Linked DNA regions of Homo sapiens: regions 1 and 3 are each linked to region 2. The links are chromatin contacts, found by Hi-C or POLR2A ChIA-PET in ENCODE. All regions are on one chromosome and are shown on one strand. The core of a region is the stretch at or near the end of the contact, and the rest is flanking DNA. Distances in the headings are between cores, read along the strand shown. Region 1 holds the start of VPS39-DT (VPS39 divergent transcript). Region 2 holds the start of RPAP1 (RNA polymerase II associated protein 1). Region 3 holds the start of RAD51-AS1 (RAD51 antisense RNA 1).

Evidence for each region. Hi-C counts contacts between places; a loop is a spot of excess contacts on that map. ChIA-PET counts read pairs that join two places held with the same protein, here RNA polymerase II (POLR2A). Pooled maps may share reads with other maps.
Region 1: a pooled map shows a loop between it and region 2 (8-fold over the local background). The contact joins the promoter of VPS39-DT here to the promoter of RPAP1 in region 2. A Hi-C loop is called at or near these places in 1 of 168 maps with a recorded cell type or tissue (CD8-positive, alpha-beta T cell) and 6 of 50 pooled maps. POLR2A ChIA-PET finds 5 or more read pairs at or near these places in 3 of 52 experiments (CD4-positive, alpha-beta T cell, Panc1 and activated CD4-positive, alpha-beta T cell).
Region 3: a pooled map shows a loop between it and region 2 (5-fold over the local background). The contact joins the promoter of RAD51-AS1 here to the promoter of RPAP1 in region 2. A Hi-C loop is called at or near these places in 1 of 50 pooled maps. POLR2A ChIA-PET finds 5 or more read pairs at or near these places in 2 of 52 experiments (HCT116 and activated T-cell).

Annotation. Positions count from the first base shown.
Region 1 is chr15:42,206,133-42,210,198 of GRCh38, reverse strand. It overlaps VPS39-DT (VPS39 divergent transcript), which reads right to left and starts at 1,798. Exons shown (of 3, transcript XR_932181.3): 1 at 1,515-1,798; 2 at 1,282-1,435. It overlaps VPS39 (VPS39 subunit of HOPS complex), which reads left to right and starts at 1,895. Exons shown (of 25, transcript NM_015289.5): 1 at 1,895-2,118. The coding sequence starts at 2,046.
Region 2 is chr15:41,542,834-41,546,495 of GRCh38, reverse strand. RPAP1 (RNA polymerase II associated protein 1) reads left to right here and starts at 2,239. Exons shown (of 25, transcript NM_015540.4): 1 at 2,239-2,277. RefSeq lists enhancers at 2,095-2,484, 2,418-2,999 and a silencer at 3,479-3,662.
Region 3 is chr15:40,692,802-40,696,537 of GRCh38, reverse strand. RAD51-AS1 (RAD51 antisense RNA 1) reads left to right here and starts at 1,433. Exons shown (of 2, transcript NR_040058.1): 1 at 1,433-1,526; 2 at 1,743-2,804. RAD51 (RAD51 recombinase) reads right to left here and starts at 1,364. Exons shown (of 10, transcript NM_002875.5): 1 at 1,113-1,364. RefSeq lists enhancers at 1-519, 520-1,117, 1,155-1,214, 1,685-1,834, 1,715-2,312 and 1 more.

The DNA of each region.
Region 1 (4,066 bases), core at 549-3,048, 660 kb before region 2:
GTAGCAGATGAATAATAGTTGTAATGCAGCAGGATAGTTGGTCAAATTATTTTTTTAGGCTGCTTTGATGTTGACTTGAGACTAGGAAAAAAAAAAGCCCATTGTGTTAAGCGGGAGTGTATAGTTCAAGTTCTATAGCCTGGGCCCTGATAATTCTACTTACAGCTTTCTGTATTACTGGGAATAGATATAGTGTGTCATTTCTTAGGTTCAGAAGAAATTGATAGCTTTGCAGTAATCTGTAAAACAATATAAACCTTAGGGTTTTGGGCCTGAACGAAAAGGTACTAGACCTTCCAGCACAACAGCTGGTAATTCTAAATTTTTAAGAAGGTGATCAGCTTCTATGGTGAAAATCAGCTATAACACAGGATTTGTGTAGCAATTTTCATGTTTTTGACTACTTGAAAGTACTTTTCACTTGATTATCAGAACAGCATTTGGTAAAGATGGGACAAGTATTCCTAATTTACATATGAAGAAACTGATATTGTGTAAAAATAAAATGACCAGGACCAGTTTTTTTGACTTCATATCACAGACTTACCCTTTTTCTTTTACATTTTTGCTTTAAACCCAAATGCTTAATTTTTTGACCTACGATGTTTTCCTAGGGGGAAATGACCAGATATAGATCATTCTTGCAGCCCAAACTTTGTTGTTTTTTAAGTCTTCAAGGGGAATACTAAGGTAACCGCAGACAGTACAGGTCCCAGGTCCTATAGGAGGAAAAGCCATGACACCTTCCTAAAGGAATATTAGGATGTAAGACACAGCTTTGGAAAGTTGAATTGGTAGGAATGTGGTCATCAAATTAAAAGGAGGCTTATTTCACTGACTTCCAAGAGTTAGTGAATCATCTCTTGCCTAAACTCTTGCTACTCAAAATGTGATCCAGGGACCAGCAACATCTGGGAGATTTTTGGTGCTCAACTGAGGGTCTTACTCTGGTCCTACTGAATCAAAAGAGGCATTTTAACAATGTCTCTAGGTGATTTGTATGCACGTTAAATTTGAAAAGCATTGGCCTCAAATGGTGGTTCTCAGGGTAATTTTGCCTCCCAGAGGACATACGGAAAAGAGACATTTTTATACCTCTGTGGGGAAGATAACTGGCATTTGGTGGGTGGAAGTTAGGGATGCTGTTAAACATCTTACATTGTACAGAACATGCCCCCTCCCCCAACAAGAAATTATCCTGTCCTAAATGCCGGTAGTGCTATCGCTGAACAACCCTAACCTAAAATGGTGGTTCTCAAGCTTTTAAGTGCATGGACTCACCTTGGGGTTTATTAAAACATAGGTTGCTGTTCCCTTCGAGTTTCAGATTCAGTAGAACTGGAATGGGCCTGAAACTTTGCATTTCTAACAAGTTCACAGGTGCTGCTGCTACTGCTGTTGTTGCTGGTCTAGAACCACTTTCAGAACCACTGGCCTAGAACAACCATGAAAGCATTAAGGTAAGGTGCTTGTACTAATTGGGATATAATGGTAATACTAAAGCTACCACTTACTGAGAGCTTAGTGGGTGTCAGGTGTTGCTAAGCGCTCACGACACTAGGTCACAGGTATTTACAAAAATTTTGCAGATTAGGAAAGTATGGCATCGAAATATTAAATTTTCTAAATCACAGCTAATTTCCTAATTGGTAGATCTCCGTCTGAGGTCGACGCCAAAGGCCGAGTTTTTAACCATCACGCCCACTGCCTAAAGCAGTTCTAAGATTAAGAGTTTGTTCCTTCTATGGTAAGCCCATGGCTACTCGGGATGGAGTAGCTATGGGTCCAGAGTGACGATGGCAACTCAGCAACAAAACAATTCATTTAGAGTGCACCGGGAGGAAGGGGCGGGACTTCGGCTGCGGAAGAGGCGGGCCTAACTAGCAGGAAGTCCGGGGTTGACGATGGCTGTGTTGTTGAAGGGCCTGTAGCCGGGGGGTTCCTGGCCGGATCCCGGTCTACCCTTAGCCCAGACTCGTTCCGGACCCCAGCCCGGCCCGGAACACTCTGGGCGAGACGGCGGTGGCAACTCTCCCCTTGCCGCCATGCACGACGCTTTCGAGCCAGTGCCGATCCTAGAAAAGCTGCCTCTGCAAATCGACTGTCTGGCTGCCTGGGGTGAGCCGAGGGGCCGCGGGGCCGAGGCGGAGTCAGCACAGGAGCGGTCCGGATCTTTTCTGAGGCCGGGGAAGTGGACAGGCGTCCATCCGTGTGGGCTTCGGTTGGATGCTACACGAGAGGGGCTTAGGATGAGAGAAGGCAGAGAGATGACCACCGGCTATAGACATCGATGTCTGTGGGGCTACTTGGGTGATCCCAGTGATCCAGTCATTTAGGGGAGTTCCCCTTGCTTTTGCTCTCTGTGCAGAGTGGGAGGATGAGCTTTCCTTTTTAGTTGTGCTCAGCTTTGGCCCATTTTGATTCCCACGAAGACTTCATTTTAGAGGGTCAAAGCAGTAAGAAGTTCTCAGCCTGCCAGGGGCTTGAAGTTGTCCAGATGTTTGTGTTGTTTTCTAGATGAAAGTCAACCCTGGTTTTGGGGGCATTGAACAAGTTAACACCATATGCTTTTTTTTCCCCTTAGTGATCATTCGTTCATTTCTCATTCCTGTAGGGAACTCATGTAGTTAGCTAACCTTTGAATCTAGCCAAGCGGTTGATTACCTTATATCCAAAGTGTCCAAGTTACCTAACTGTAGGCGGAAGAGTTTCCAGACTGTCTTGAAACCTAACCCATAAAAACTAGCATAGTCCTTTTGGGATTGACTAGTGCAGAAGGCCGGGACAGACATCTCTTGTGTGCTCTGAAATACAAATGAAGGTTTCAGGGATAACGGTGAACATTGTGCTCTTATCCGTGAGTGACTGGTTTGATACCAGCCGCCAAAGACCAAGGAAATCATTTCTAACTTTCCTCTTAATGTTTAGGTCCTAGAAATCAAGGACCATAAAAAGATGATTCAGATCCCTTAATCAGATCTTATACTGAGCTAGATAGGTAACCATGATGGGCCTTATGGAATCTTGGTGGTGTCTGATACCATGTGCGTCAGCTGTTCACAGTGTCACCGAGTCATCCTTGCAGAGTTCTTGATGACTTCTTCTGTAGGGTTCTTTCACGAAGAATTTTCATGTTAATGTGCACCCTTCCTCCTTTAGCAGCTCTGGGTCTCTTTAAAATCATACCTCCACAGTAAGCAGTTCTAGTCCTTTGGGTTAAGAGGAGAATCCTACTTCCTCCAGACATCTCAAGAAAACCAATTTCTGTCATTAAATGCTCTCATTAAACATTTAAATAGAGGAGGAGAAAAAGTTTTTAAATGAAAGACCTGACACTGCATGAAAGGATTAATTCCCCCATTGCTTCATCAGATATACTTATTAGGTGGCTACACGGGCCATTCTCTTTGCTTGGGACAGTAATACAATGATGAATAAGAAACAGTGCCTGTGCTCCTAGGACACACACTGGGGGACAAATACACGTGAACAGATTATAATACTAGAGACATATGCTGCCTATTATTGCAACATGGATGAGGGGGTACCCAACTCAGCTAAGGACATATGTTTCTGAAAGGGATTAATGCAGCTGTGGCTACACTTGACTTAGCTCGTCAGAATCCTTGACTCTGATCTCCTGTTGGACCATTAGCACATAGTGCTCCTAGACTCTCACCAACTCCACTTTGTCACAGTAAAGATTCCTTGCACCTGTGGTTTTCAGGAACACAGTTTTGAAACAATAGGTAGCTTTTGGCCTTCCTTGATCACCCACCGAACAGGAGAAATGCTCTTTGGTTCCTAAGGTGCTTAGGTACATATTAGGTTACAAGAGGCCATTAACTGCCTCCTGCTTCAAAAGTGCTTTATTTCCAGATTTGAGCAGCAGTAATTATTGCTCTTTCTAGTCATTACCCCTTTTTAACTACATTGTGCCTTTGGATGGAAAGTTCGTCCAGGAACTTCCAGAGGCAGGTCACACAGGGCCAAATAGTATTTGAGGTGTAAATGTCTTAGAGACAACATACTCTGTCTCCTGGGAAATAGAAATCAGGAGAGAACA
Region 2 (3,662 bases), core at 990-3,489:
GGGCACGGTGGCTCACGCCTGTAATCCCAGCACTTTGGGAGGCCAAGGCGGGCAGATCACGAGGTCAGGAGATGGAGACCATCCTGGCTAACACGGTGAAACCCTGTCTCTACTAAAAATACAAAAAAGTAGCCCGGCATGGTGACAGGTGCCTGTAGTCCCAGCTACTCAGGAGGCTGAGGCAGGAGAATGGTGTGAACCCGGGAGGTGCAGGTTGCAGTGAGCTGAGACTGCGCCAGTGCACTCCAGCCTGGGCGACAGAGCGAGACTCTGTCACAAAAAAAAAGGAAACCTACTGAAACAGGCCAGGTGCAGTAGCTCATGCCTGTAATCCCAGCACTTTAGGAAGCTGACGTAGGTGGATCACCTGAGGTCAGGAGCTCGAGACCAGCCTGGCCAACATGGTGAAACCCCGTCTCTACTAAAAATACAAAAATTAGCTGGGCATGGTGGCGGGCGCCTGTAATCCCAGCTACTCGGGAGGCTGAGGCAGGAGAATCACTTGAACCCAGGAGGAGGTTGCAGTGTGCCGAGATCATGCTATTGCACTCCAGCCTGGGCGACAAGAGCAAGACTCCGTCTTAAAAAAAAAAAAAGAAAGAAAAAGAAAAACCTACTGAATCAGAAACTCAGAGGTTGAGGCCCAGCAATCTGTTTCGTTTTGTTTGAAACAGAGTCTGGCTCTGTGGCCCAATCTGGAGTGCAGTGGTTCCATCTTGGCTCACTGCAACCTCCGCTTCCCAGGTTCAAGTGATTCTCCTGGCTCAGCCTCTTGAGTAGCTGGGACTACAGATGGACACCACCATGCCCTGCTAATTTTTATATTTTTAGTAGAGATGGGGTTTCACCATGTTGGTCAGGCTGGTCTCGAACTCCTGACCTTAGGTGATCTGCCAGCTTCAGCCTCCCAAAGTACTGGGATTATAGGCATGTGCCACTGTGCCTGGCCCCAGCAATCTGGTTTAACAAGACTTCCAGTTGATTCTGGTGCCTGTTAAAGTTGGAAAGCCACTGGACTAACATTGGCTGCCCCATGATGTCCTTTGGTCTAGAAATGATTTACTTAAGGTCCTACTATGTGCATGGCAACACGTTGGGTGCTCAGTATTTAGATGCAAAGTACAAGGTCTGGTGCCCACAAGGAACTGACAGTCTATTCAAGGGAACAGGACATAAGCCTGTGAAAAGGTAACCGGTGACAGTTGGTAGTTGGCAGTGTGTTCTTAGCATACCACACAACTGGTGCAGGCGGTGAGATTCCAGGTGAATCCAAGGAAAGTTTGGTGAGTAGGCGTGGCTGGCAGAGGTTTTAGAGTTGACGCCAGCTAGGCCTTAAAGAGTTATCCTTTGGAGACAGGGGTGGCAGGGAAAAGAGGGAGGATTTCCAAGAAGGGAGAGTGGGATGAACAAAGGCAAGATTCTGGAGAAGATGATAACCTTGCTAGCAAGGAAGCTTTATTCCCTCTCTTCTCACCACCACTATTTCTGCAGTGCACACTGGCAGTGTTCTTTCCTTGGGCCTTTTTCATGGTTACCTTCTAGCTCTTCCATAAACACATTCGTCACGTTGGGGTGTGTGTGTGTGTCCACGTTTCTGTGTGCTGCCGTGGGCGTGGGTGCTGGGATGTGGGATGTGGTAACACTGGCTGGTGAGTGCAGAGGGACGTCTGAGGAACGCTGTGTCCCTGCCAGGGGTGTCGTAAGTGCAGAAGGGGCTGTGCCTGCTGTACATCAGAAGCATGTGTGGGCCAGGCGCGGTGGCACATCCTGTAATCACAGCACTTTGGGGGGCCGAGGCGGGCGGATTACCTAAGGTCGGGAGTTCGAGACCAGCTTGGCCAACATGGTGAAACCCCGTCTCTACTAAAAATACAAAAATTAGCCAGACGTGGTGGCGGGCACCTGTAATCCCAGCTACTCGGGAGGCTGAGGCACAAGAATCGCTTGAGCCCGGGAGGCGGAGGTTGCAGTGAGCCGAGATTGCGCCACAGCACTCCAGCCTGTGCGACAGAGCAAGACTCTGTCTCAAAAAAAAAAAAAAAAAAAAAGGATGTGTGTTCTGGGTGATGGTATAGAGCTTACGTGGGGGTAATAAACCGCCAGCCGCGCAGCACCGCGCTCACCAGTCCGCTGCACTGAACAAGCAAAGCCCAGAATGCTCCGAGATAAGACCGGGAGAGGCGGGGCTGGGCTGCGGGGCGGAAGCTGGAATCTGGCGGCGGCGGAAACGCGATCTCTGCGGGGCAAGATGGCGGCGCCCAGACAGGCCTGGAGCACGTAGGTGGCGGGGCTGGAGGGACGGATTTCAGGTGATCTGGGAGGAGGACCCAGGGTAGCGTGTCCAGTTTCTTTGCTGGAACCTGCCTGCGGGCCTTTGGTCTGTAAGGGAGCAACTGTGGCCTCCTCTGTGCATAGATCTCGGGCACGGCCCTTCAACGGGCGGCGAAAGCTGCGACTCGATGATTCCTCATTGTAGAGTTGGGTGGTCCAGGAGGCTTAACTGGAGCCCTTGACCTGAGCGGTAAGGGCAGTCACGCGTCCCGACTCGGGATTGGATCCTGGCTCTGGAGGATAGGCTGCAATGTAAGAGCCCCAGAGACTCCTCAGAGGCCAACATAAACCCAGAGGTCCATTGTTAGGACTACTTTTTTTTACGAGTTACTCTTTAGGCATTACTCTTTAGGATTACAGGCGTGAGCCACCGCGCCCGGCCAACCCATTCTTATTCTATTAATAACTGAAAATGTTATCACTTCTAGCACTGATTGGTTCTGGACAAATCTGCGCTGGATTTGTGGGGAAACACACTGGTGGCTTTACTTAGGACTAAAATAATTGTTACTGAGGTTTATTTATATAAGTAACAGGCACTGGGCTAGGCGTTTTGCGTGTATAGTCATTTAAATCCTCACACATTTCCTATTATATAGGACCTGTTACTCACATTTTACAGTTGTGGAAATGGGACTTAAGACAGCATAGAGGCCGCGCACGGTGGCTCACGCCTGTAATCCCAGCACTTTGGGAGGCCGAGGCGGGCGGGTCACCTGAGATCAGGAGTTCGAGACCAGTCTGGCCAACATGGTGAAACCCCGTCTGTACTAAAAAAATACAAAAAATTAGCCGGGCGTGGTGGCAGGCGCCTGTAATCCCAGCTACTCGGGAGCCTGAGGCAGGAGAATCACTTGAACCCAGGAGGCGGAGGTTGCAGTGTGCCGAGATCGTGCTATTGCACTCCAGCCTGGGCAACAAGAGGGAGAATCTGTCTCAAAAAAAAAAAAAAAAAAAAAAAAAGGACAGCATTGATAATTTGCCTAATTTCGCACATTTAGTGCATTTAGTAAGTAGCGGAACTGGTATTTGACTTCTGGCCTATTGATTCCAAAACTGGTGCCCATAACCCCCTGGCTCTCTTTGTGATGTAGGTATGGCGCACCCTATGAAGTGAGCTGGACTTTGCTTTTGGATCACATGAATCCATGGATAAGTAGGAATTGTTTCTGCTTATGTAGACTCTTATAGGAGTGAATTGTTACCATACTATGGATTCTCAGTTCATCTAGTTCAGCCTTCCTTAGGGCCTTTGGGTAGGCATTGGGGTAGGAGACTTTTTCCTTGTTTGTTGGTCAGACTGCCCAACAATTAGATATGGTTATCTGCCC
Region 3 (3,736 bases), core at 184-2,683, 850 kb after region 2:
GAGTGCAGTGGCCTGATCACAGCTCACTGCAGCTTATACCTCCCAGGCTAGATCCTCCCTTCTCAGCCTCCTGAATAGCTGGGCCTACAGGTGCACGCCACCATGCCTAGCTAATTTTTCCTATTTGTAGAGATGCGGGTCTCACTATCTTGACCAGGCTGTTCTCGAACTCTTGGGCTCAATCGTCCTCCCGCCTCCACTTCCCAAAGTGCTGGGACTACAGACGTGAGACACGACGCCCGGCCAGTATATTTTGTAATAATTCACGGAGTTGTATACAGTTGTGAATGTGAATTTTTCTACATGTATATTACATTGCGCTTTAGAAGTTAAAAACAAACAAACAAACAAAAAAACAGGGGCCAGGCGCTGTGGCTCACGGCTGTAATCCCAGCACTTTGGGAGGCAGAGGCGGGTGGATAACCTGAGGTCAGAAGTTCGAGACCAGCCTGACCAACATGGTGAAACCCCGTCTCTACTAAAAATACAAAAATCAGCCTGGCGGCGTGGTGGTGGGGGCCTGTAATCCCAGCTCCTCGGGAGGCTGAGGTAGGAGAATCGCTTGAATCCGGGAGGCGGAGGTTGCAGTGAGCCGAGATCGCGCCACTACACTCCAGCCTGGGCGGAAGAGCGAGACTCCATCTCAAAAAAAAAGTTTTAAGAAAACCAAACCTCACTTCAGATCATTCTCTAGGCATCATGTGAATGGTTTTCCGCATTAGATGATGAAAACACTGTTTTGGCAATCGGAGATTGGTACTTTCTAAGCACGGTGTAATGGAAAGACAGATCAGGAATCCGGAAGCCCTGGCTGTGATATTAAACAGCTGTGGCTACACCGCTCTGATCTCGGACTTCTCGCTCGAACCCATAAAATAGGTGTTGCCTATAAAGGCTCTAATGTTTCTCCCCTAGTTCTAAAGACTGAGGTCCACTTGTGTTTTCGCCCCAGCAGCTGAGGGTCGGTCGGGCGCGGACACGCCCTGCCACGTCCGGGTTTCACACTGCGCGCGGAGGCCCCAACTGCCGCTGAGCACTGGACCGGCCAGGACGCAGGTGGGCGAGGACGAGCCGCGGCTCTGGAGGGCCCAGCCTGCGCCTCACACACTCACCTCGGTCCGCAGCGCTCCTCTCTCCAGCAGGCCCCGCGCTCCGACTTCACCCCGCGGGCGTGGCACGCGCCCGACCCGCACGGCCCCCAACGCCCCTGGCTTACGCTCCACTTCTCTACTCGCTTGCCCCAGCCTTCTGCGCACAACCCAGATGAGTTGCAGTTCCCAGCTGCACGCCTCGGGAAGCGCCGCACTCTCCTTAGGGCTCGGTCTCTGGCCGCTGCGCGCGGTCCGCCAGCGGCTTTCAGAATTCCCGCCAAACCCTCTCGCCCAGGGTCACGCCCGCGTCGACGTAACGTATCCCCGCCTCCCGGATCCGCCTTCTCCCCGCTTCCGCCCTGCGCGCTAACCCAAGACGGGAGCTCGAGAGCTTGATCCTGCGCGAGTTTACAGACTGCCCTCTTCCCTTTTTGCGTAAGGACTAATTCAAACTTTATGCCGGGGGCGGTGGCTCACGCGTGTAGTCCCAGCTGCTCGGGAGGCCGAGGCGAGAGTATCGTCTGAGCCTAGGAGTTCGAGGCTAACCACGGCAACGCCCCTACTCCTACCCCAGTCCCTCGCGGGTGGGGCGAGGGATTTCAGGGGGCGGTGGGGGAAGACTTAACCGAGTTGCCGTCTTCTGTTTACCAGATCGAAGACCACGACTCCCAAGAGGTAATGCGTCGGCCCGGGACTACATCTCCCGGCATGCATCGCCGGCGGGTCCGCGAGTTCTCACCATCGCAGCTGGACTATTAGCGGGGGCCCTAGCGCTCTTGTGGTTTGTTTCGGCAGTATCTGAATGTCAGCTTTTGGCACTTCTGGTCGCTCTGAGCCTCCTACTCGCATTCCTGGAGCAAGGTGCTTTCCAGGCCTCATGGAGGTGGAGGAGCTGAGGAAGCTCGAGAAGATGGATAGAAGTGGGAAATGGAGCTAGCGTACGGGAGAGGGAAATGGCTGGAATATTCGTCAATCTGTGGTGCTTTACTGGAGATTTGCAGGAGTTCAGAGGAAGGGGGCATTGAATTTCATAACCTAAACCGTATCGTGGTTTACCAGAAAGTTTTGACCCGTGATTCCGGTTTTAAAGGCTGAGTAGGGCCGGGCGCGGTGGTTCACGCCAGTAATCCCAGCAGTTTAGGAGGCCAAGGCAGGCGGATCACCTGAGGTCAGGGGTTGGAGATAAACCTGGCCAACGTGGTGAAACCTCGTCTTTAGTAAAAAATACAAAAATTAGCCAGGTTTTGTGGCACATGCCTGTAATCCTAGCTACTCGAAAGGCTGAGGCATGAGAATCGCTTGAACTCAGGAGGAGGTTGCAGCCAACCGAGATCTCGCCGCTGTACTCCAGCCTGGGCGACAGAGCGAGACTGTGTCAAAACAACACCACAAGCTAGCTGAGTAGGGATTCTTGGGCGAAGTGGAAGACATTATAAGCAAATAGGGTAGTATGGGCATGGAAACGAACTACATGATTAAAGATTAGTATTATCTGGCGAGGGAGGAAAAGTGCCAGAGCAAGTGCCGAAACTGGAAGGTTACATTTAGTTCAGGATATGAAGATCATATAAGGCCTGCACGGTGGCTCACACCTGTAATCCCAGCACTTTGGGAAGCCAAGGTGGGGGAGGATCGCTTGAGCTCAGGAGTTGGAGACCAGCCTGGGCAACATAGTGGGACCCCATATCTCAAAAAAAAAAAAAAAAAAAATAAGCTGGGCGTGGTGGCTTGTGCCTGTGGTCTCAGCTATCCCGGAGGCTGAGGTGGGAGGACTGCTTGAGCTCAGGACGTCAAGGCTGCAGTGAGCTATGATGGGCCACTGCACTCCAGCCTGGGCTACAGAGTGAGACCTTGTCTCAAAAGACAAGCGACAACAACAAAACATGTAAGGAGAGGCCAGGCGCGGTGGCTCAAGCCTGTAATCCCAGAACTTTGGGAGGCCAAGGTGGGCGGATCACGAGGTCAGGAGTTCAAGACCAGCCTGGCCAAGATGGCAAAACCCCATCTCTACTAAAACTACAAAAATTAGCCGGGCGTGGTGGTGCATGCCTGTAATCCCAGCTCTTTGGGAGGCTGAGGCAGAGAAGTGCTTGAACCCGGGAGGTGGAGGTTGCAGTGAGCGAGATCACGCCACTGCACTCCAGCCTGGGCAACAGAGCAAGACTCCGTCTCAAAAAAAAAAAAAAAGGTAAGGAGCTTTGGTCTCTAGGTACTGAAGAAATCATTGAAGTTTTTAAGAAGACAAGTCATTTGGTTAGATCTATTTTCCCTCCACTTACCAATTTATTTTTATTTTTATTTATTTATTTATTTATTTATTTTAGATGGAGTCTTGCTCTGTTGCCCAGGCTGGAGTGCAGGGACGTGGTATCAGCTCACTGCAACCCCACCTCCCAGATTCAAGCGAGTCTTCCTGCCTCAGCCTCCCAAGTAACTGGGATTACAGGCGCCTGCCACCACGCCCAGCTAATTTTTTGTATTTTTAGTAGAGACAGGGTTTCACCATGTTGGCCAGGCTGGTCTCGAACTCCTGACCTCAGGTGATCCACCTACCGTGGCCTCCCAAAGTGCTGGGATTACAGGTGTGAACCACCGCACCCGGCCTTATTTTTTTATTTTTGAGACAGCATCTCGCTCTGTTCAAG